Linked DNA regions of Homo sapiens: region 2 is linked to region 1. A link is an interaction called in ENCODE POLR2A ChIA-PET data of the cell type or tissue named here. Cell type or tissue: GM12878. All regions are shown on one strand. Each heading gives the region's core, and the rest is flanking DNA. Links, peaks and the distances in the headings are about the cores only.

Evidence for each region. ChIA-PET counts read pairs that join two places held together with the same protein. Peaks named below come from ENCODE experiments on the same cell type or tissue, not always from the same donor. Only the 100,000 strongest peaks of a DNase experiment are listed, where the experiment ranks them.
Region 2: POLR2A ChIA-PET joins it to region 1 with 5 read pairs; 2 of 35 experiments call an interaction of 5 or more read pairs at or near these places.

The regions. Positions count from the first base shown.
Region 1 is chr17:42,353,146-42,364,269 of GRCh38, forward strand. The region is part of intron 1 of STAT3 (signal transducer and activator of transcription 3); the gene reads right to left. Among named protein-coding and RNA genes, the nearest start is that of STAT3, 30 kb to the right of the region's middle. In GM12878, for the core only: no CTCF peak of the experiment used is centred there; no DNase peak of the experiment used is centred there; H3K4me3 peaks cover 657 bases; H3K27ac peaks cover 2,589 bases.
Region 2 is chr17:42,685,779-42,695,930 of GRCh38, forward strand. CNTNAP1 (contactin associated protein 1) reads left to right here. Exons shown (of 24, transcript NM_003632.3): 6 at 179-363; 7 at 1,125-1,268; 8 at 1,942-2,203; 9 at 2,684-2,833; 10 at 3,098-3,269; 11 at 3,743-3,849; 12 at 4,310-4,429; 13 at 4,961-5,164; 14 at 5,359-5,515; 15 at 5,606-5,733; 16 at 6,028-6,213; 17 at 6,721-6,942; 18 at 7,519-7,758; 19 at 9,743-10,096. Among named protein-coding and RNA genes, the nearest start is that of CNTNAP1, 8.3 kb to the left of the region's middle. RefSeq lists enhancers at 1,954-2,482, 5,123-5,622. In GM12878, for the core only: no CTCF peak of the experiment used is centred there; no DNase peak of the experiment used is centred there.

The DNA.
Region 1 (11,124 bases), core at 1,847-9,846:
GAGACCAGACTGGCCAACATGGCAAAGCTCCATCTCTACTAAAAATACAAAAATTAGCTGGGTATGGTGGCACATGCCTGTAGTCCCAGCTACTCGGGAGGCTGAGGCAGGAGAATTGCTTGAACCCGGGAGGCGGAGGTTGCAGTGGGCCGAGATCGTGCCACTGCACTCCAGCCTGGGCAACAGAGTGAGACTGCATATCAAAAAAAAAAAAAAGAAAGAAAGAAAGAAAGAAGAGAAAAGAAAAGAAAAGAAAAAGAAACTAAAAGAAAACTTAACATTACATATGTGACTTGGATCTTATTTTTATTGAACACTGCTACTCTAGACAATGTAGCCAAAAAGCGGTGGTTCTCCTAAAAAAAAATGATTTAAAAAAAGAACCAACTGCTTTTTGTAATAAACTCCAGTGTTTAAAATTAATTTTAAAAACAGACTTTATTTTTTGAGACAGGGTCTCTCTCTGTCACCCAGGCTGGAGTGCAGTGGCAAATATAGATCACTGTAACCTCCAACTCCTGGGCTCAAGCAATCCTCCTAACTCAGGGACCTGAGTAGCTGGGACTAGGGGCACAAGCCACAATGTTCAGCTAATTTTTTGTAGTTTTTGTAGAGACAAGGTCTCATTTTGTTGCCCAGACTGATCTTGAACTCCTGGCCTCAAGCGATCCTCCCACCTCAGCCTCCCAAAGTGCTGGGACTGCAGGCATGAGGCATCATGCCCAGCCAAAAATAGACTATTTAATTATTTGTCTTGGATACAAATGCAGAGGCATCACAGTCTACTCCCTGAAGGTCCAAATTAAATCATGAAACAGCATCCCACTATACCTGCTCCATCATAGATTAACACTGGGGTCATGCATGAATATTTGCATTTTCAAACTAACATATCCTAAAAACGTGTAAGTTATTGAAAATTATCTAATTCATTTCCAGTACATAACTAAGGATTTTTTGGTTGTTGCTGTTCTTATTTTTAGCTGGGGACAGAGGAGGGCTAGTAAGTAGTACAATAATTGTGTTCTTTTTTTTTTTTTTTTTTTTGAGATGAAATACTGTCACCCGGGCTGGTGTGCAGTGGGGCGATCTTGGCTCACTGCAGCCTCCACCTCCCAGGTTCAAGCGATTCTCCTGCCTCAGCCTCCCGAGTAGCTGGGACTACAGGCATGCCCCACCACGCCCGGCTAATTTTTGTATTTTTAGTAGAGACGGGGTTTCACTATGTTGGCCAGGCTGGTCTCAAACTCCTGACCTCGTGATCCGCCCGCCTCGGCCTCCCAAACTGCTGGGAGTACAAGCGCAAGTCATGGCACCCGGCCTGTGTTATTTCTTAAAACAGAAACCAGCTAGTAGTTTTTTCCATAAAATTAAAGCACCAGGCTGGGCACAGTGGCTAACACCTATAATCCCAGCACTTTGGGAGGCTGAGGTGGGCGGATCACAAGGTCAGGAGTTTGAGACCAGCCTAGCCAATATAGTGAAACCCTGTCTCTACTAAAAATTCAAAAATTAGCCAGGCGTGGTGGTGGGCGCCTGTAGTCTCAGCTACTTGGGAGGCTGAGGCAGGAGAATCGCTTGAACCTGGGAGGCAGAGGTTGCAGTGAGCCAAGATCGTGCCATTGCACTCCAGCCTGGGCAACAGAGTGAGACTCTGTCTCAAAAAAAAAAAAAAGAAGGCACCAGGGCACCAACAATGACTGATTTCATGTTTTACTTCTTAGTCTAATCACCATAGGTAATACTTTAATAGTTATTCTACAGGGGAAAATAAAAGTATAACTTAAAGCCAAAGACCAGGTAGTATTTTCAAGGAGAGAATATGCAAATACTTCCATAGTCTTCTCCTTACAGGCTGCTTAGCTACAAACCATATTTAATTAACAGCAGTCACAGGAGATGACTAGCCAAAGTGTCTAGGAAAATCACTGCCAAGCAGCTTTACTGTAACTGTTTTACTGGAAAAGACCTCAAAGAGCCCATGTTATTTCACAATTTCAATTTTGGTTTTTCAAATTACAAGTTAATCTAAAGAACTCCACTAAGTTCTAACTACATTACTTCATATCTACGGAATAATTCTAAGCCTGTGGGTTTTTAAAAAAATTTTATTAGACATTCTAGAATTGGGCAACACTTCATTCAATGCCATAGGATGAATGTTCTCCCCAAGCCTGTGACTTAATAACTACTTCATTGAGCCCCAGAACACACAAAGTTATCTGAGGAACAACTTGAGTGCCAACTACCACTCTGGGTGCATAAGAGAGAAGACAATTCATTACTCCATATAGGCTGCCTTAGGACATTATATGGGGCTCAATTCAAAGCATTTACTCAGGTTAAGTCAGCAGATAGTAGATGCACTGTACAAAGGCAAGGTGGGTGTAATCCTGTTTTCTATAACTGAAGAGAAAAGAAAAAAATGAAACAGCAAGTCATCAAAGACTTTTTGGACTTTTCAAAACAGGAATTTCTCAGTCCCTTGGGGATAACCTACCAACAGCAAGTCATAAAACAAATAACTATTGTCTAATTGGGAACTTATTACCGTAAAGATGACTGAAAAAGTCTGTCCAAAGTTACAGTTCTCATTTATATACTTGAATCTAATGAAACCAAAAGATATATTGAGAAACGCAGTCAAGACCACTTACAAAAGGGATTTACTACACAGCTTCATAAAACTTTTTAAAGTTAAGACTTGTACTTCACATCCATGCACTAGTGGATTTACAACGAGGGTGAGGGAAGGCGGAAAGAGAGACGAAAATCAGGCTCATACAATAATCCAGAACAGAAAGTGATCTAAAGATAACTTCTGTTCCACTTTGCAATGTGTCATGACATTTTCCTTTGGGTACCACCTATACTTTTATTATAAATACATGCATTTTAAATAGAGCATACCTGTGTTTTATCTGCTGCCTACACTAACCTCTTCTTTGCTGTCAGGAAAGGCCCAGTGATCAAGGCAACCAAAGTATAAAGAAACACAGAAGATTTCTTGCACTGAATTCTATAGGAACCAGTCCTTTTAAGAGATATGTTTGAAAGATTATAAAATAATGTTCAATGTGGAAAATTTAGAAAAATATAAAAAAGAAAATAAAAGATAAAAACATCCATATCCCACCATCCCACTATGCAGAACAAAAACTGACATGTTGCCAGGTGTGGTGGTCTGTGACCCCAGCACTTTGGGAGGCTGAGGGGGGAGGATCACTTGAGGCCAGGAAGTCAAGGCTGCAGTGAGCTGTGATTGCACCACTGTACTCCAGCTTGGGTGACACAGCGAGACCCTGTCTCCGAAAAAATAAAAATTGACATGTTGATGTAATTCCTTTAAATCTATTTCAGAATGTGTTTGTGTGTGTGTATATATATATATATATTTTTTTTTTTTTACATTGGAGTCATAGCATTAATACAGCTGCATATTCTTTTAAAGTTTATTGTGTAGTAAACATTTTTCTATGAAAAGAGTATTGTGTTTGTTTGTTTGTTTGTTCAAATAGAGACCAGCTGCCCAAGCTGGTCTCAAACTCCTGGTCTCAAGCGACCCTCCTGTTTTGGCCTCCCAAAGTGCTGGGATTACAGGCGTGAGCCACAGTACCTGGCCTGAAAAGAGATGTTTTGTTATTGTTGTTGTTGTTGTTTGAGACAGAATCTCACTCTGTTGCCCAGGCTAGAGTGCAGTGGCACCATCTCAGCTCACTGCAACCTCCATCTCCTGAGTTCAAGTGATTCTCATGCCTCAGCCTCTGGAGTAGCTGGGATTACAGGCATGCGCCATCATACCCGGCTAATTTTTGTATTTTTAGTAGAGACGGCGCTTCACCATGTTGGCCAGGCTTGTCTTAAACTCCTGACCTGAGGTGATCTGCCTGCCTCAGCCTCCCAGGGTGCTGGGATTACAGGTGTGAGCCACTGCGCCTGGCCTGAAAAGAAATTTTTATTTAAAGCGCATAAAAGAACTATTTTGTTTCTATTGGTGTTTTCAATACAACCCTGCTAATCCCACTGAGGGCCACATAATTTATTAAGATTTGGAAACCCCAATTTATTTGTTCTCACCATACCACGTTCTAAAAATAATCTGAAGTATCTGCAAGTAGATTAGGAAGGAAAAAAATGAGAAAAGTAAGAGAAAGCAATTCACGCTAGAGAAAAACATTCAATCTTCATAAAATTTTCACCACAGGATAAACAGCATAATGGATGACAGAGAGTCCACATTAAAATACTGTAGGCCAGGTGTGGTGGCTCATGCTTGTAATCCTTGGGAGGCTGAGGAGGGTAGGTCACCTGAGGTCAGGAGTTCGAGACCAGCCAGGCTAACATGGCAAAAGCCTGTCTCTACTAAAAATACAAAAATTAGCCAGGCATGGTGAAATACACCTGTAATCCCAGCCACTTGGGAGGCTGAGGCAGGAGAATCACTTGAACCCGCGAGGCAGAGGTTGCAGTGAACCAAGATGGTGCCACTACACTCCAGCCTGGGCGACAAGAGCGAAACTCCATCTCAAAAAATAAATTAAATAAATAAATAAATAAATACTGTAGCTTTAAACTATTAGAGTCATTCATAATTTAACCATTCATAATTACTCTAGACATTAAGAATGGAATTTCAAGTTTAAAACATAACTCAAAATAAGTACACTTATATAGTAAGCACACAATTTCATAGTTTTAAGTCCAAATAGTACCTTTGTAAGATTTAAGACTAGATACTTGCAATAAGAAGTCTATATATAAATCTAGTTTTGATTTCCTAAAGAGACAAAATATTAACACTTGAGTGCCCAATCTGAAACAAATTACTATAATTACTGTAATGTTCAATTACATATAACAGGATTTGCTTTAAAATTAAAAACCAATGACGATCAAGCTTGTAAAAATGAACATCAATCTATAAGAAAACTTGAGTTATAGTTCCCTACTAATATGACAAAATTTGAATATATGAAAGAAGTAAAGGCCAGGCATGGTGGCTCATGCCTATAATTCTAGCACTTTGAGAGGCCAAGGTGGAAGAGGGATTGCTTGAGCTCAGGAGTTCAAGACCAGCCTGGGCAACACCGTGAGACCTTGCCTCTACAAAAAAATTTTTTTAAAATTAGCCTAGCATGGTGGCCCATGCTTGTAGTCCCATGGAGGCTGAGGCAGGAGGATCACTTGAGCAGATTGAGACTGCAGTGAGCTGTGATCATACCACTGCGCTCCAGCCTGGGTGACAGAGCTAGACCCCATCTCTAAAGAAGGAGCAAGAGCTTAACAAACCTAATTCCCTCTAAATTAAAAGTAACAAACATGATTTGTCAATTACTGAGTGCACAGTTGATTGTTAAAGCTGCCTAAGAACAGGTCTGAGCTCTACAAAAACTAAAACTAAAACAAGAAAACCCACAAAACAGACCAAATTTGTGCATCAGATGACCTCCCCACTTGGGAACACTTCCACTTCCCCAACCAGACACATTCCTCTGTATCAGTGTGGTGTGGGGGAAAGGACAGTAGAGACGGGAGCTGGATGGGCCTGGGTGCAAAACCCTGCCTGACATTTATTAGCTATTTGTCTTTGGGAATGGTATTTCACTACCAAATGGGCTTTCTCTTCAGTAAAACAGGGAACTCTCTCTCCTTTGAAGAACTGTTGTAAAGTTAAAATCAATAATGGTTGTACAGCATCCCTCTGTGCTGGTGCTGCTGGTGCCAGATCCTCAGAGCTGCAGTTATTGTTCCTTTCCCCCAGGGTCTCCCTTTCATGGACATTTCTTACTTTTTTTTTTTTTTTTTTTGAGATGTAGTCTCACTCTGTTGCCCAGGCTGGAATGCGGTGGGCACAATCTCAGCTCACTGCAAGCTCTGCCTCCTGGGTTCACACCATTCTCTTGCCTCAGCCTCCCGAGTAGCTGGGACTCCAGGCGCCCGCCACCACACCCGGCTAATTTTTTGTATTTTTAGTAAAGAGGGGGTTTCATCGTGTTAGCCAGGATGATCTCAATCACCTGACCTCGTGATCTGCCCACCTCGGCCTCCCAAAGTGCTGGGATTACAGGCGTAAAGCCACCGCACCCAGCCAGATATTTCTTATCTTAAACCCATTTCCTTAGTGTCCTGGAAAGCAGGTTAATCCATCAGATTCACTAGGGGTTAAGTGTGATAATCACTAATCAGCTTTCCCTGCTAAGTAAAATACATGCATTTCAATGCACACTCTTATCATATCGGGAGGGAAGGAGTCAGTGATGCTGTGATTTGGCATGTTAATTTAAGGAGAGAAGGGAGGTCAGGAGAGCTGGGTGGTGACCTGATCAAATATCTCCATACGTATTTCACCTAGGATGGCTCTAGGTCCTAAAAAGAGTAAAAGGTGAAAACACTAAGTGATATTCAAAACAAAAGAAAAAGATGAAAAATAAGAACCTTGGTTAAAGAGCAGTCGAAATAAGTAATGATTATAGCTATGATTTATATAGCACTTTTTACAAGAAGCCAGGCGCTGTTTTAAACACTTGACATACTTATTTGCTCATTTCATAATTGTAACAACCCTATCAGATAGGTACTATTTTTATCCCACTTTACAGAGGAGAAACTGAGGCACAGAATTTTAAGTGATTTGGCCGGGTGCGGTGGCTCACGCCTGTAATCCCAACACTTTGAGAGGCTGAGGCGGGTGGATCACGAGGACAGGAGATCGAGACCATCCTGGCTAACACGGTGAAACCCCGTCTCTACTAAAAATACAAAAAATTAGCCAGGTGTAGTGGCGGGCACCTGCAGTCCCAGCTACTTGGGAGGCTGAGGCAGGAGAATGGTGTGAACCTGGGAGGCAGAGCTTGCAGTGAGCCGAGATCGCGCCACTGCACTCCAGCCTGGGCGGCAGAGCAAGACTCCGTCTCAAAAAAAAAAAAAAAAAAAAAAGATTTTTAAGTGATTTATCCAAAGTCACAACACAGGTAGTAAAGGCATGGAGCTGGAATCATAACGCACAGTCTGTTTTCGGAATGTCTGTTCTTCACCACTATAGGAGTCTTGTTTTTTCTTTTTTTTAAATTAGAGATGGCGTCTGGCCATCTTGCCCAGGCTGGTCTCGAACTCCTAGGCTCAAGCGATCCTCCAGCCTCAGCCTCCAAAAGTGCTGGGATTACAGATGTGACCCACCGTACCCAGCTACTACAGGAGTATTAGAAAGTGGGAATTTTGGCCAGGCTCAGTGGCTCACGCCTGTAATCCCAGCACTTTGGGAGGCTGAGGCAGGTGGATCACCTGAGGTCGGGAGTTCGAGACCAGCCTGACCAACATGGAAAAACCTCATCTCTACTAAAAATACAGAATTAGCTGGCCATGGTGGCACATGCCTGTAATCCCAGCTACTCAGGAGGCTAAGGCAGGGGAATTGCTTGAACCTGGGAGGCAGAGGTGGCAGTGAGCCAAGATTGTGTCATTGCATTCCAGCCTAGGCAACAAGAGCAAAACTCCATCTCAAAAAAAAAAAAAGAATTTTAGTTGATTTTTAAGTAACCCACAAACCAACCATTGTAACTAGCCAATGTGATCTTATGGTATTTTAATAGACATACTAGTACTTGGATTTTGAAGGATCTAGTAGTCTAGCTGTAACAGACCCACATCTGGATGCTATTCTAATTCTGTGTATCAAAATTGAAATGGAACACTAAAACAACCAAACACATCCAGGGAGGGACAACCAGGGTGTGAGGAGTTGAAGACCTTGAATATTTTGCTCAGCAAGAAGATGCAGGCAACAGGAGTGAGGTTAGGAGAGAAAAACATGAATTACAGAAGAGTGGCCCCTCAAATACCTGGAAATCTGTACGAGAAAGGATAAATCACTCTAGGACTAGAACCTGTCTCCTCACAACATCTTCTCCCAAATTCTTCCCCATGAAGTAATACAGAGGTCTCCACCCTGGCTGACACTAAAAAATATATACAGCAAGAAAGATGCCTGGGAACCAAACCAGTGCCAAATTGGAACCTCTGACAGTGGGACCAGGTTTCAAATTTCGAAAGCTACGGCTGGGCACGGTGGCTCACACCTGTAATCCCAGCACTCTGGGGGGCCTAGGTGGGTGGATCAGCTGACGTCAGGAGTTCAAAACCAGCCTGACCAACACTGTGAAAGCCCACCTCTACTAAAAAATACAAAAACATTAGCAGGCATGGTGGTGGATGCCTGTAATTTCAGCTACTTGGGAGGCTGAGGCAGGAGAATCTCTTGAACCCGGGAGGCGGAGGTTGCAGTGAGCTGAGATCACGCCATTGCACTCCAGCCTGGGCAACAAGAGCAAAACTCTGTCAAAAAAAAAAAAAAATTCCTCAGATGATGCTAAAGTGAGGCCAAAGAATAATAATAAATTTTTTCGTGATCATTAATAAATATAACGAGAACCTCGAAATCAGAGCAGAGATCAGGGCTCAACTCTGAATACGCCTCAGAATCTCCTGAGGAGCTCTACAAAGCCAGGTGCCAGTTCTTAGCCCAGAACTAGCAAATAATAATCTCCAGGGTTCTAATGAAGCAGTACACTGTAGAGACTGTACAAGGAGACCACGGCAGAAGAGGAGGCTGGAGAAGGCTCTCCTGTCAAGATATCTGCACTTTCTTCCAAGGGCAATGGGGTAAGTCTTTGAAAAGCTTTAAACAGACAAGTGATAGTTTGATTTACATTTCAAAAAGATCCCTCAGGCTGCAATAATCCTGGTGGGAGGTCGTGGCTGCCCAATTTAGGTAGCAGCATTGTAAGTGTTTTGAGGCAGACATCCATCTTCTGTGACATTACAGAGCTACATGTGATGGGACTTGGTGACTGACTGAAGGGCAAAGGTGACTCAGAGAAAGGGAGGAGTAAGTGACAACCTCCCAGGTTCCTGTGGCATTTGGTATTCAGATGGCGGTCACATGCTCAGCATGGTAAATGTCATGGCAGGAGTGCCAACATTGAGAGGGCAATTGGGCCACACAGTCTCTAAAAACTGTTTGTTCTATAAATTACTGTCAAGCTCGATTCCCTCAAGACATTACAGCCACAGCAACTCAAAATAATACTGTAGGAAAAGCAAGTAGATATTTAACCAAAAAGGGTTCAGGGTTTGTACTCCAGCTGAATGGTAAAACCTGCCATCCCCTCAGGAAAAGAGGCAGAGGCAAGAGAAAAATCAGGCAGAAACATCAGAGCCAAAATGCATAGGGGGCCATGGCAAGAGCTGTTAACTGTCTCCCAACATCTGTGTGCTTGCCTCCAGGCCATTTTCCACACTGTGGGTAGAGAGACCTTTTCAAGACACAAACTTGATCTTGCCACACCCCTACTTAAAACCCTCCTGATGACTGCTCTGTTCTTAGGCTAAAAAACAAGATTTGTTATCTTAAGGCAGAATAGCATGGATTTGAATCCTGGTTCCACCACTTCGATCACTTAGCGTGTAGCTGGTGCCAGTTATTTATCCTCTTTGTGCCTTAATTTCCTCATCTATAGAAAGGGGAGAGAACAGTGCTTACCTCACAGGGTTGCTGTACAAATTCATCGAGCTAATGAACACGTAGCACTCAGGAGCCCAATAGCGTGCAGCATGTAAGTGTTTGTACTCATTACTAGCATGACCGACATCCTGGCTGGCTCTGCCCCTCTCGTATGGCTGGTACCAGCTGGTGGCTAAGTTCCTGGCACTCACTCTGCTCCTTCTTCAGGTCCTCAAAAACACCAGGCTCCTGCCTGCCACTGGCCCTCACACATGCCTTCCTTCTATCACCATCACCATGACTTGCACCCAAGTACTGTGACTCCATTAACTTGGACTCATAACCACTATGCTGGACTGAAAGCCCCATGAAGACAAGAAGAGTCTTGGCTTTTGCTCACTAGCGTGTCCTACCCTGAACCCTGGCATCCAGCATAGTGTCTGGCTCATAATAGGTGCTGAAAAAATAGGTATTGAATGAATGAACGACTGGAGTGAATTACAACTAAAGTGTGTAGCCAGGTTCTCCCAAGTGAGGACACTGCGCCCAATTAGAAAATATTCTGAGGAATAGGCCAACTCTTCCAGTTTTGCTGTTTGAAAAATTCAAGAATGATCAAGAATCACTGATTCAAGAATAATCCTTCAGTGATTCTTCAATAAGAGTAAAATCACAGCACTCCCCAGCTCAAAAACACACACTAACATCTCATTGTCCAATGCAAAATCTTTACCCTTATCTCAGGCTCTGTAACTACTCAGCCAACTTTAGCCCCTTCCAGTTCCTCTCTCCAGCCTACAGATGACTTTCATTTTTTGAGACAGGGTCTTGCTCTGTTACCCAGGCTGGAGTGCAATAATACGATCACAGCTCACTGCAGCCTCAACCTCCTGGGCTCAAGCAACCCTCCCACCTCAGCCTCCTGAGTAACTGGGATTACAGGCACATGCCACCATGTCTGGATAATTTTCTTTTTTTTTTTTTTTTGGTAGAGACTCAGTCTCACCATGTTGCCCAGGATGGTCTCGAACTCCTGGGCTCAAGTTGTCCTCCTACCTCGGCCTCCCAAAGTGCTGCGATTATAGGCATGAGCCATGGCACCCAGCCTCCAGGTGACTTTCATAAGTGTTGTCTTCCTTCAAGTCAACTTATCTCCTCCTTGCCCCCCACCCACAGACTTTGTTCCTTTTTCATATTTGTTCTTGCCTAAAATGCTTTTTTCTCTGGGTGGCGTTATCCATCCCTTTCTTGTGTCTGTCAGACAGGCTCTCCCTAACCCCACCCCTAGTCCAATGACTGCTTTCACTCTGAATCCCCACGGTACATATATAAGCATCTGAGGCTCTTTCCTATTGGCTTTGATTCTACCTCCTTCACTTGAGGAGCAGCTCTCTGCTGGCAACCACGTACCATCCTGATTTAGAACTTCCCACAGGCTAACTTAAGACACCAAATAAACACTTGCACACACACATAACCACCACCTCCCATTACAGAAGTACACCTCCCCTACTGAACAGATGATGGCCACGATACTGAAAAGCATGGCATCAACATGACAACTGCATCCTGAAAGATCAGCCTATATATAGGTTTGGTTATCTTGAATTTCGAGTTTGGAGAGA
Region 2 (10,152 bases), core at 896-8,895, 330 kb after region 1:
GACAGGAAGCCAGGCTAAATGGCTTACCCTGTCACACACTCGCCAATGGCTGTTGATCTATTCGCCCACTCTCCCTGATTGCCCTGGGCTTTGTTACACGCTGCTGCTCTGCCTAGGAGCTTGGACTCCATGGAGTTCTCCTGGCTTGAGGTTTCACTCTGTCCTGCCCCACCCTCAGGCAGCAGCCCTATCCAGCCAAGACCAGGTCACACCACCGTGAGCGCAGGCGGAGTCCTCAATGACCAGCACTGGCACTATGTGCGGGTGGACCGATTTGGCCGCGATGTAAATTTCACCCTGGACGGCTATGTGCAGCGCTTTATTCTCAATGGAGACTTCGAGAGGCTGAACCTGGACACTGAGGTGAGAGACTAGGGAGGTGCTATTTCGTGGTAGGGTAGATGCTGGATGAGTGAGTGCAGGTCGGTCTCTCCCTTTCTCTTTTCCTCTGTCTCTCAGAGGAAAGACCTGGCATTCAGGCTGTGGGTGGTGGCTCATGCCTGTAATCCCAGCACTTTGGGAGGCTGAGGTGGGAGGATTGCTTGAGGCCAGGTGTTCAAGACTCACCTGGGCAACATAGTGACATCCTACCTCTATTTAAAAAAATTTTTTTTTTCAAAGACCTCGCATTCCAATTCCTGAATATCCTAGCAGCCCTTGGCAAACTTGCCACTCACCAGAAAAAGGCCTGTTTTTTTTTTTTTTTTTTTTTTTTGTGGGTGTTGTTGCTGTTAGCATGCAGACTCCCAGGCACTATTTCAGAACTAATGAGATGGGGTTTGGAAATTCAGATTTTGGGGACTAGGCAAGGTAGGAAAATTGTTCCCTTGGATCCTCCCACAACTTTGTGGAGTTGTTAAAGACCCTGACCCCATCTGCAGATAAGAATCCCAGGCAGGCTAATTGACTTGCCCAAGGGCGTGCAGCCGATTTGTGTTGGAGTCAGAGCTTGAACTCAAGCCTTGAAAGGCCTAGCGAGCTTTAGTACCGACACTGGGGAAATGTGTGTTTTAAGTCTTTTACAAAACCCCATCTGGCATTTGGGAAAGCATACGGCGGGGACGCGCGAGAAAGGCAGGCGCCCTCCTGTGCCCAAGAGGCCTCATTCCCCACGCCTCCCGCAGATGTTCATCGGAGGTCTGGTGGGCGCCGCGCGGAAGAACCTGGCCTATCGGCATAACTTCCGCGGCTGCATAGAAAACGTAATCTTCAACCGCGTCAACATCGCAGACCTGGCCGTGCGGCGCCATTCCCGGATCACCTTCGAGGCCAGTGGGCAGGGGGGTCTGGGAGGACAGGATATCAAAGCGTCGTGGAAAGCAAAGAGGTGGAGCGGGAAGAGATATTGAACATCAGATAAAAGCGGAGAATCCCTCTGTCCCCAGCCAGATGCTCAAGTTGGGAGGGGAGCGGGTCTCACCTGAGGTGCATGAGCCACGCAGGCCCCTAGTTAAGAAGCAGTGGTCGGGTCCAATCACCTTCTTAGTTCATAGATGAAGAAAGTAAGGCGCAGACACAGGGAGTGGCTTGTCCAGGGGTCGTGCAGCTGCACGGTGGCTGAGTAGGGACTTGAACCGATGGCTTCTCTGATATGCCCCCCTCAACCCTCTCCGACTCTGGAGCTCTGTTGGGAAGCTGGCAGGAGCCAGGTCTGTGGTCCAAAATTGCCTCTCGATACTGGAAGGAGAGAAGCGGTCGAATCGCAGACGGTGGAGATCAGCGAGAGCAAGCGAGCAGAGTTCCGAGGGCCGACTGGGTTGGGGCCCCCTCCACAGATGGACGAGCTTGGAGGGGAAGAGGTCACGTCATGGTTGGAGATCTCACCCCCGCCAACACCGAAGGAGGGCGGTGACCAGGGTCTTAGACCGGTGTGAAAACTGAATTCCCAGCTGAGGCAGAGGCGGCTCACGGGTGTTGATGCGTCTTCACTTTTGCCCCTAGGGTAAGGTGGCTTTTCGTTGCCTGGACCCGGTACCGCACCCTATCAACTTCGGAGGCCCTCACAACTTCGTTCAAGTGCCCGGTTTCCCACGCCGTGGCCGCCTGGCAGTCTCATTTCGCTTCCGCACCTGGGACCTCACCGGGCTTCTCCTTTTCTCCCGTCTGGGGGACGGGCTGGGCCACGTGGAGCTGACGCTCAGCGAAGGGCAGGTCAACGTGTCCATCGCGCAGAGCGGCCGAAAGAAGCTTCAGTTCGCTGCTGGTGAGGGCGTTTCGGGGGAGGCACAAGAAGAGAAGAGAAGTGTAGAGGATCCCAGGAAAGTTGTAGGCCTGGACTGAGGCCTTTACATTCTGGAGAGGGGAGAGGAGTGAAGGGGGCAGGGCAGGAGGCCCCAGGGTACTGGGAAAAGGTGGGAGTGGCTAGAGGCAGTGAGGAGGCGAATCTGAGGGACTAAGTATTCTTGGAGAAGGGGGAAGCCTGGGAGTCCTGGTATTCTCCAGTTCCAGAAGGCCCCTGGAGATTTGGTTACTCGTTTATAACTGTGCAGACTCTGTGGCAGTTGCTGGGTCATGGATAATGAAGAGACATTCAGAGAGGTCTCCACTGGGTGTGAGAAGTGTAATCACGGGGGCACACAGGCTGCTACTGGGACACAGTGGGGCTGCTGCTTCCCCACTCAGAACATTCTTCTACCCTAGTTGCTGCTTCCCTCCACCCACACCATCATCCATTCTTGTCCAGGGTACCGACTGAATGACGGCTTTTGGCACGAGGTGAATTTTGTGGCACAGGAAAACCATGCAGTTATCAGCATTGATGATGTGGAAGGGGCAGAGGTCAGGGTCTCATACCCGTTGCTGATCCGGACAGGGACCTCATATTTCTTTGGGGGTAAGTGGGGGCCAACCTGACCAGACCTCTGTTTCTGGGTGGGAAGGCTCCATCTAAGTCCACCCAGATGGGGCCACATGGAGAATTTTGGAGGGATCAAGCCCTCTTCCCCTCTGGGGCCTCAGGGAGTGGAAGGTCATTGCCATCTACACTTTGGTTGTAGTCCCCTTTCTTCCTTTATGTCTGGCTCCCCCTCAGCATGTCCCTGGGGGAGGGTCTTTGGGGTCTCCCCTGGGGAGGATCTCACAGGGGTGGTTGCTCCAGGTTGTCCCAAGCCAGCCAGTCGATGGGACTGCCACTCCAACCAGACGGCATTCCATGGCTGCATGGAGCTGCTCAAGGTGGATGGTCAACTGGTCAACCTGACTCTGGTGGAGGGCCGGCGGCTTGGATTCTATGCTGAGGTCCTCTTTGATACATGTGGCATCACTGATAGGTACCCAGAAGCCCCTAACAAGAGATGACCCCTCCAAAGCCCTCTTCCCTGGTCTCCCAGTAGGAATGGCCTCTTTCAATAATCTCCCTTCTCCTTGTCTCTGCTCCTTAGTCCCCTGCTTGGGGATGATTCTTCTTTGATCTCTTACCTCCTATTTCTTCCCTTAAGGTGATACATGCTCAGGATGGAAATGACACATTTGCTTTTGGTCCTAGAGGGGTTTTTTGTGCTAGGGGGATGATAGGGGTAGAATAAGGCATGTTTTGATGTTTTCAGGAAGGGGGAATAGTAGTACTTGAGCCCTGAGGACTGCCTAGTGCCCCTGCATCTGCGCTTATACCCGGCTGGCTAGGCGGGGTGTGTCTCACCGGGTTCTGGGGCTTCAAGGAGCTGGGAGTGAAGCTTGCAGGGATCAGACCCCACTCTCCAGCTCCCAGTAAGGCTCCTTCCCTTGGTCCTGACCCCTTCCCTAGGTGCAGCCCTAACATGTGTGAGCATGATGGACGCTGCTACCAGTCTTGGGATGACTTCATTTGCTACTGCGAACTGACGGGCTACAAGGGAGAGACCTGCCACACACGTAAGCCAGATGTGGTATGGGGGGAGTCAGGGACAAGGGAGGTCAATAGAAGGTTGCTGGGGATCATCAGGCTGCTAGAGATGGCGAGGATGGCCCTTCCAGCCCTCTCGCTTTTTGTTTTTGGTTTTTTTGAGACAGAGTCTTGCTCTGTTGCCCAGGCTAGAGTGCAGTGGTGCCATCTGGGCTCGCTGCAACCTCTGCCTCCTGGGTTCAAGCGATTCTCCTGCCTCAGCCTCCTAAGTAGCTGGGACTACAGGTGCACACCACCACGCCTAGCTAATTTTTATATTTTTATTAGAGATGGGGTTTCACCATGTTGGCCAGGCTGGTCTCGAACTCCTGACCTCGGGTGATGCACCACCCCGGCCTCCCAAAGTGCTGGGATTACAGGCCCGAGCCGCCGCACCTGGCCAGCCCTCTAACTCTCTAACTGCCTTTGTCTCAACCTATTATCTGCCAGCTTTGTATAAGGAATCCTGTGAGGCTTATCGGCTCAGTGGGAAAACTTCTGGAAACTTCACCATTGATCCTGATGGCAGTGGCCCCCTGAAGCCATTTGTAGTGTACTGTGATATCCGAGGTAAGTGTCTCTGTTGGGTGGTGAGGGGGTGAGGGGAGAACCAGGAAGGATAGAGTGGTGGGTGGGGGCCAGTTAGACTAAACAAGTGAGGGTAAAGGAGGACAGAGGGGAAGGGCATACTGAGGAATTTGTAACCTAGCCTTAAAAGTAAATCCCAAGCCAGGCGTGGTGGCTCACACCTGTAATCCCAGCACTTTGGGAAGCTACTCGGGAGGTTGAGGCAGGAGAATCACTTGAACCTGGGAGGTGGAGGTTGCAGTGAGCTGAGATAGCGCCATTGGACTCCAGCCTGGGCAACAGAGCGAGACTTCATCTCAAAAAAAAAAAAAAAAAAAGTATATCCCAGCTTCCTTACCCATTCCAGCTATCTTATTTCCAGCCTACAATGCAGAGTGCCCAGGGCAGAGGTGGAATGGAGCTGCTGGCCACGTTCAGTGGCTCTGAGTTGCAGCAGCGGTGGTGGAGGTGGGCAGGGAGATGGGTAGAGAATGCCCAACTCCAGCCAAAGCTCTGTCCCCTCTTGTCTGCCAGAGAACCGAGCGTGGACAGTTGTGCGGCATGACAGGCTGTGGACAACTCGAGTGACAGGTTCCAGCATGGAGCGGCCATTCCTGGGGGCTATCCAGTACTGGAATGCATCCTGGGAGGAAGTCAGTGCCCTTGCCAATGCTTCCCAGCATTGTGAACAGTGGATCGAGTTCTCCTGCTACAATTCCCGGCTGCTCAACACTGCAGGTTAGGGCTGGGGTCAGGGAGGTGGCGGAACTGGAGGAGACACCAATGGGGGCCTGGGAGAAGGAAGCCAGAGAGCCAGCTGGGGCCTTGGGTTGGAAGATTCAAGGAGGGGTCTGAACTCGCTGGAAGGGCGAGAGGAGCCCAGAGGCTAATGGAGGGACAGGGCCTGGAAGCTGCCTGCACCTCTTCCCCAGGAGGCTACCCCTACAGCTTTTGGATTGGCCGAAATGAGGAGCAGCACTTCTACTGGGGAGGCTCCCAGCCTGGGATCCAGCGCTGTGCCTGTGGTCTGGACCGGAGCTGTGTGGACCCTGCCTTGTACTGCAACTGTGACGCTGACCAGCCCCAGTGGTGAGGGGGCAAAGGGACAGGGTTTTTAGGACTCCGGGAGTGGGAGGAGCTGAGTGGCTGGGGCTGAGCCATGACATCCTGCCCCCACAGGAGAACTGACAAGGGACTGCTGACCTTTGTGGACCATCTGCCTGTCACTCAGGTAGTGATAGGGGATACGAACCGCTCCACTTCTGAGGCCCAGTTCTTCCTGAGGCCTCTGCGCTGCTATGGCGATCGTGAGTGGCAGTCCCCTTTTGTGTGCCCTCCCAGAGCTGACTCTCCAGTTTCCAAAATCTAGGCCGCATGTCACTGGTGGTCTCTAGCTGGGGTGCCCGACCCCCAGCTCCTGCTGTGATGCGATCTCATTACCCCTCTGCACCTGGCTCCTCTTTCATTCCACTCCTTAGTCTCCCCTCCGTCACCTCAAACCCTCCCCCTTTGCCCAACCTTCCCTGCCCCCAACCCCAGGTTCTCTTCCTCCTCCACCCTCCAATCTCCCTGACAAGACCTTCCTCCATCTGCTTTTCTAGGAAATTCCTGGAACACCATTTCCTTCCACACCGGGGCTGCACTACGCTTCCCCCCAATCCGTGCCAACCACAGCCTGGATGTCTCCTTCTACTTCAGGACCTCTGCTCCCTCGGGGGTCTTCCTAGAGAATATGGGGGGCCCTTACTGCCAGTGGCGCCGACCTTATGTGCGGGTGGAACTCAACAGTGAGCAGGCAGACTGTGGGAGGGCCTCGGGGTAGATGAAAGTGCTGTCTGGGGAGACAGGGGTAGGCTGGGGTTGGAGCCAAGGGCAGATGCCCTTTTGACAGGCAGCATGGGAAGGGTTGAGATACCCTATGTTCTAGCCCTCACTCGGTCTTGACGGCTGGCTGGGTGACCCTAGGCATTCACTTGGCCTCTCTTGGCCTTAAGCCCCTTCCTTGTGCCATAAGGAAGCTGGACCTTCGAGTCCCTCTCACCGCTGATTAGCCATGCTTCTAGCCTGGGAAGTGAGGCTGGGAAGCTGGCTTCAGGGATCTGTGATGTGGGGAGAGACAAAGGGTATGAGGTTTTTAAGCAGCTGGTAAGTTTCAATGCAAGCTACAGACAAATTGGAGGGATATTCAAGAAGCTCCAAAGAGGTGAGGGAAAGAGGTTATATTGGGCAAGGATCTATGAAGGGTCTTGTAGGTCTGAGTCCTTTTCTCCCCTACCCTGCATCACACTGTCCAGCATCCCGGGATGTGGTCTTCGCCTTTGATGTGGGGAATGGGGATGAGAACCTCACAGTACACTCAGACGACTTTGAGTTCAATGATGACGAGTGGCACCTGGTCCGGGCTGAAATCAACGTGAAGCAGGCCCGGCTCCGAGTGGATCACCGGCCCTGGGTTCTGCGGCCTATGCCACTGCAGACCTACATCTGGATGGAGTATGACCAGCCCCTCTATGTGGGTAAGCAGCAACCCAGAGGCAAGTCTGAAGCCTCCTTTACCTCCCCATCCTCCAAGGCCACTCGCCTTGTTTCCAGGAGCCTCCTGTCTTAGGTGCCAGTCCCCTCTGCTTCAGAGCAAGCCAGTGTCTCACTTGTCCCTCCAGGCCTTTGTATCCTATTCTATTCTTCCAGCCCTCTTGGCTCCCTTTCCAACTACAATACTTCATCCTGTCTCTGGCTCTGCCTCCATTTCTTTTCTTTTTTTTTTTTTTTTGAGACGGAGTCTCGCTCTGTCACCCAGGCTGGAGTGCAGTGGCACGATCTCGGCCCACTGCAAGCTCCGCCTCCTGGGTTCAAGCAGTTCTCCTGCCTCAGCCTCCCGAGTAGCTGGGACTACAGGCGCCCGCCACCGTGCCCAGCTAATTTTTTTTGTATTTTTTAGTAGAGACGGGGTTTCATCATGTTAGCCAGGATGGTCTCGATCTCCTGAGCTCGTGATTCGCCCGCCTCGGCCTCCCAAAGTGCTGGGATTACAGGCGTGAGCCACCGCGCCTGGCCCTGCCTCCATTTCTTGACCTGTTGCCTACCCTTCCCAGGATCTGCAGAGCTTAAGAGACGCCCCTTTGTGGGTTGCTTGAGGGCCATGCGTCTGAACGGAGTGACTCTGAACCTGGAGGGCCGTGCCAATGCCTCTGAGGGTACCTCACCCAACTGCACAGGCCACTGTGCCCACCCTCGGCTCCCCTGTTTCCATGGAGGCCGCTGCGTGGAGCGCTATAGCTACTACACGTGTGACTGTGACCTCACGGCTTTTGATGGGCCATACTGCAACCACGGTAAGTGCTGCTGGTTATGGGGCAACAGGGAGCCATAGGGTGTAATGGGATGTAGGGAGGGCAGGGAAGGAAATAGCATGTAAAGCCCATATCATGGAAAATTAGAGTTGTCCCTGGATTCCTGAGCTCTGAGTTTGGGGAGTTAGGCAGTTGAAGATCATGGGTGACTCCAAAGGCATGGACAAGGAAGGGATGGTACAGATAGCTGGTGCAAAAATATCTCAAAATCACCAAGTATGCTTTGGGAGCCCAAGGTGGGAGGATTGCTTGAGGCTAGGAGTTCGAGACCAGCCTGGGCAACATGGCAAGACCCTGTCTCTACAAAAAAAATTCTTTTTTTTTTTATGAGATGGAATCTCGCTCTGTCACCCAGGCTAGAGTACAGTGGCACGATCTCGGCTCACTGCAACCTCCGCCTGGTTCAAGCGATTCTTTTGCCTCAGCCTCCCGAGTAGCTAGGACTACAGATGTGCACCACCATGCCTGGCTAATTTTTGTATTTTTAGTGGAGATGGGGTTTCACCACATTGGCCAGGCTGGTCTCGAACTCTTGACCTTGTGATCTGCCTGCCTCAGACTCCCAAAGTGCTGGGATTACAGGCGTGAGCCACCGCGTCTGGCCAAAATAATTTCTTTTTTCTTTTTTTTTTTTGAGACTGAGTTTCACTCTTGTTGCCCAGGCTGGAGTGTAATGACTCGATCTCGGCTCACTGCAACCTCCACCTCCCGGGCTGAAGCGATTCTCCTGCCTCAGCCTTCCAAGTAGCTGGGATTACAAGTGTGTGCCACCACACCCGGCTAATTTTTGTATTTTTAGTAGAGATGGGGTTTCACCACGCTTGCCAGGCTGGTCACGAACTTCTGACCGCAGGTGATCCACCCACCTTGGCCTCCCAAAGTGCTGGGATTACAGACGTGAGCCACAGCGCCTGGCAAAATTTTTTAATTAGCTGGGCATGGTGGTGCACACTTAGGCCTAGCTACTCGGGAGGCTGAGGTGGGAGGATCACTTGCACCTAGGAGGTCAAGGCTGCAGTGAGCTATGATCGTGCCACTGCACTCCAGCCTGGGGGGCACAGCAAGGACTGTGTCTACAAAAAAAAAAAAAGCAAATCGCTTCTCCATCTTCCCACCATCACCATGGTAACACAGGCGAACTCCCTTGTCAATGTATTTGATGATTGCTGCATTCCTAAAACATGTCAATGACCCAGTTCTTGGTTAAGGTGAGCCTTGACATTCCCCATAGCAAGATCCTACACACATGCCAAGACTGCATCCTCCCTAAGGCTGGCCTATAGGGAGGATATATGAGCAGGTGGGTTACTGGTGGGAGGAGTGTGGGGGACTAGGGAGATACAAGACTTAGGGACCAACAGATTTCTGGTGGTGGTTTGGAAGTGTGAGTAGTGGCACATATACTACATGGGGTCAGGATATCCCCATCACCCAGGCTGGAGTGCAGTGGCATGATCTTGGCTCACTGCAACCTCTGCCCCCTGGGCTCAAGCAATTCTCCTGCCTTGGCTTTCCTATAGTAGCTGGGATTACAGGCATGCACTACCACACCTAGCTAAGTTTTGTATTTTTAGTAGAGATGGGGTTTTGCCATGTTGGCCAGGCTGTTCTCGAACTCCTGACCTCAAGATGATCTGCCTGCCTTGGCCTCCCAAAGTGCTGGGATTACAGGTGTGAGCCACTGTGCCTGGCCTTACTGCGTGTCTTTAAGCAAGTCACTACTCATCTCTGAGCCTGTTTCCCCATTTGTAAAATGCAGGGGTTGGATCAGATGATCTCCAGTTTCCCATGGCTGTAAGATTCTGTTCTGTGACAGAGGGGCTCAAGGGGACCTAAAAGTAAATGGAGGGTTGTGAGGGTGGCAGAAACTGAAGTAAGTCTCAGGATGTGTGTATGGATGACATAAAACCTCTGAATTGGGGAGTGAGCAGTGTGGGGGCCCTAACCTCCCTGCTTCTACCTGCAGATATTGGTGGTTTCTTTGAGCCGGGCACCTGGATGCGCTATAACCTACAGTCAGCGCTGCGCTCTGCAGCCAGGGAGTTCTCCCACATGCTGAGCCGGCCAGTGCCAGGCTATGAGCCTGGCTACATCCCGGGCTATGATACTCCGGGCTATGTGCCTGGCTACCATGGCCCCGGGTACCGCCTGCCCGACTACCCCCGGCCTGGTCGGCCTGTGCCCGGTTACCGTGGGCCTGTCTACAACGTTACGGGAGAGGAGGTCTCCTTCAGCTTCAGCACCAGCTCCGCCCCTGCTGTCCTGCTCTACGTCAGTTCCTTTGTTCGTGACTACATGGCTGTGCTCATCAAGGATGATGGTAAGCTCTCCCGGGCTCTCTCACCCCACTCCAGCTTCACCCCGGTGCCCCTAATT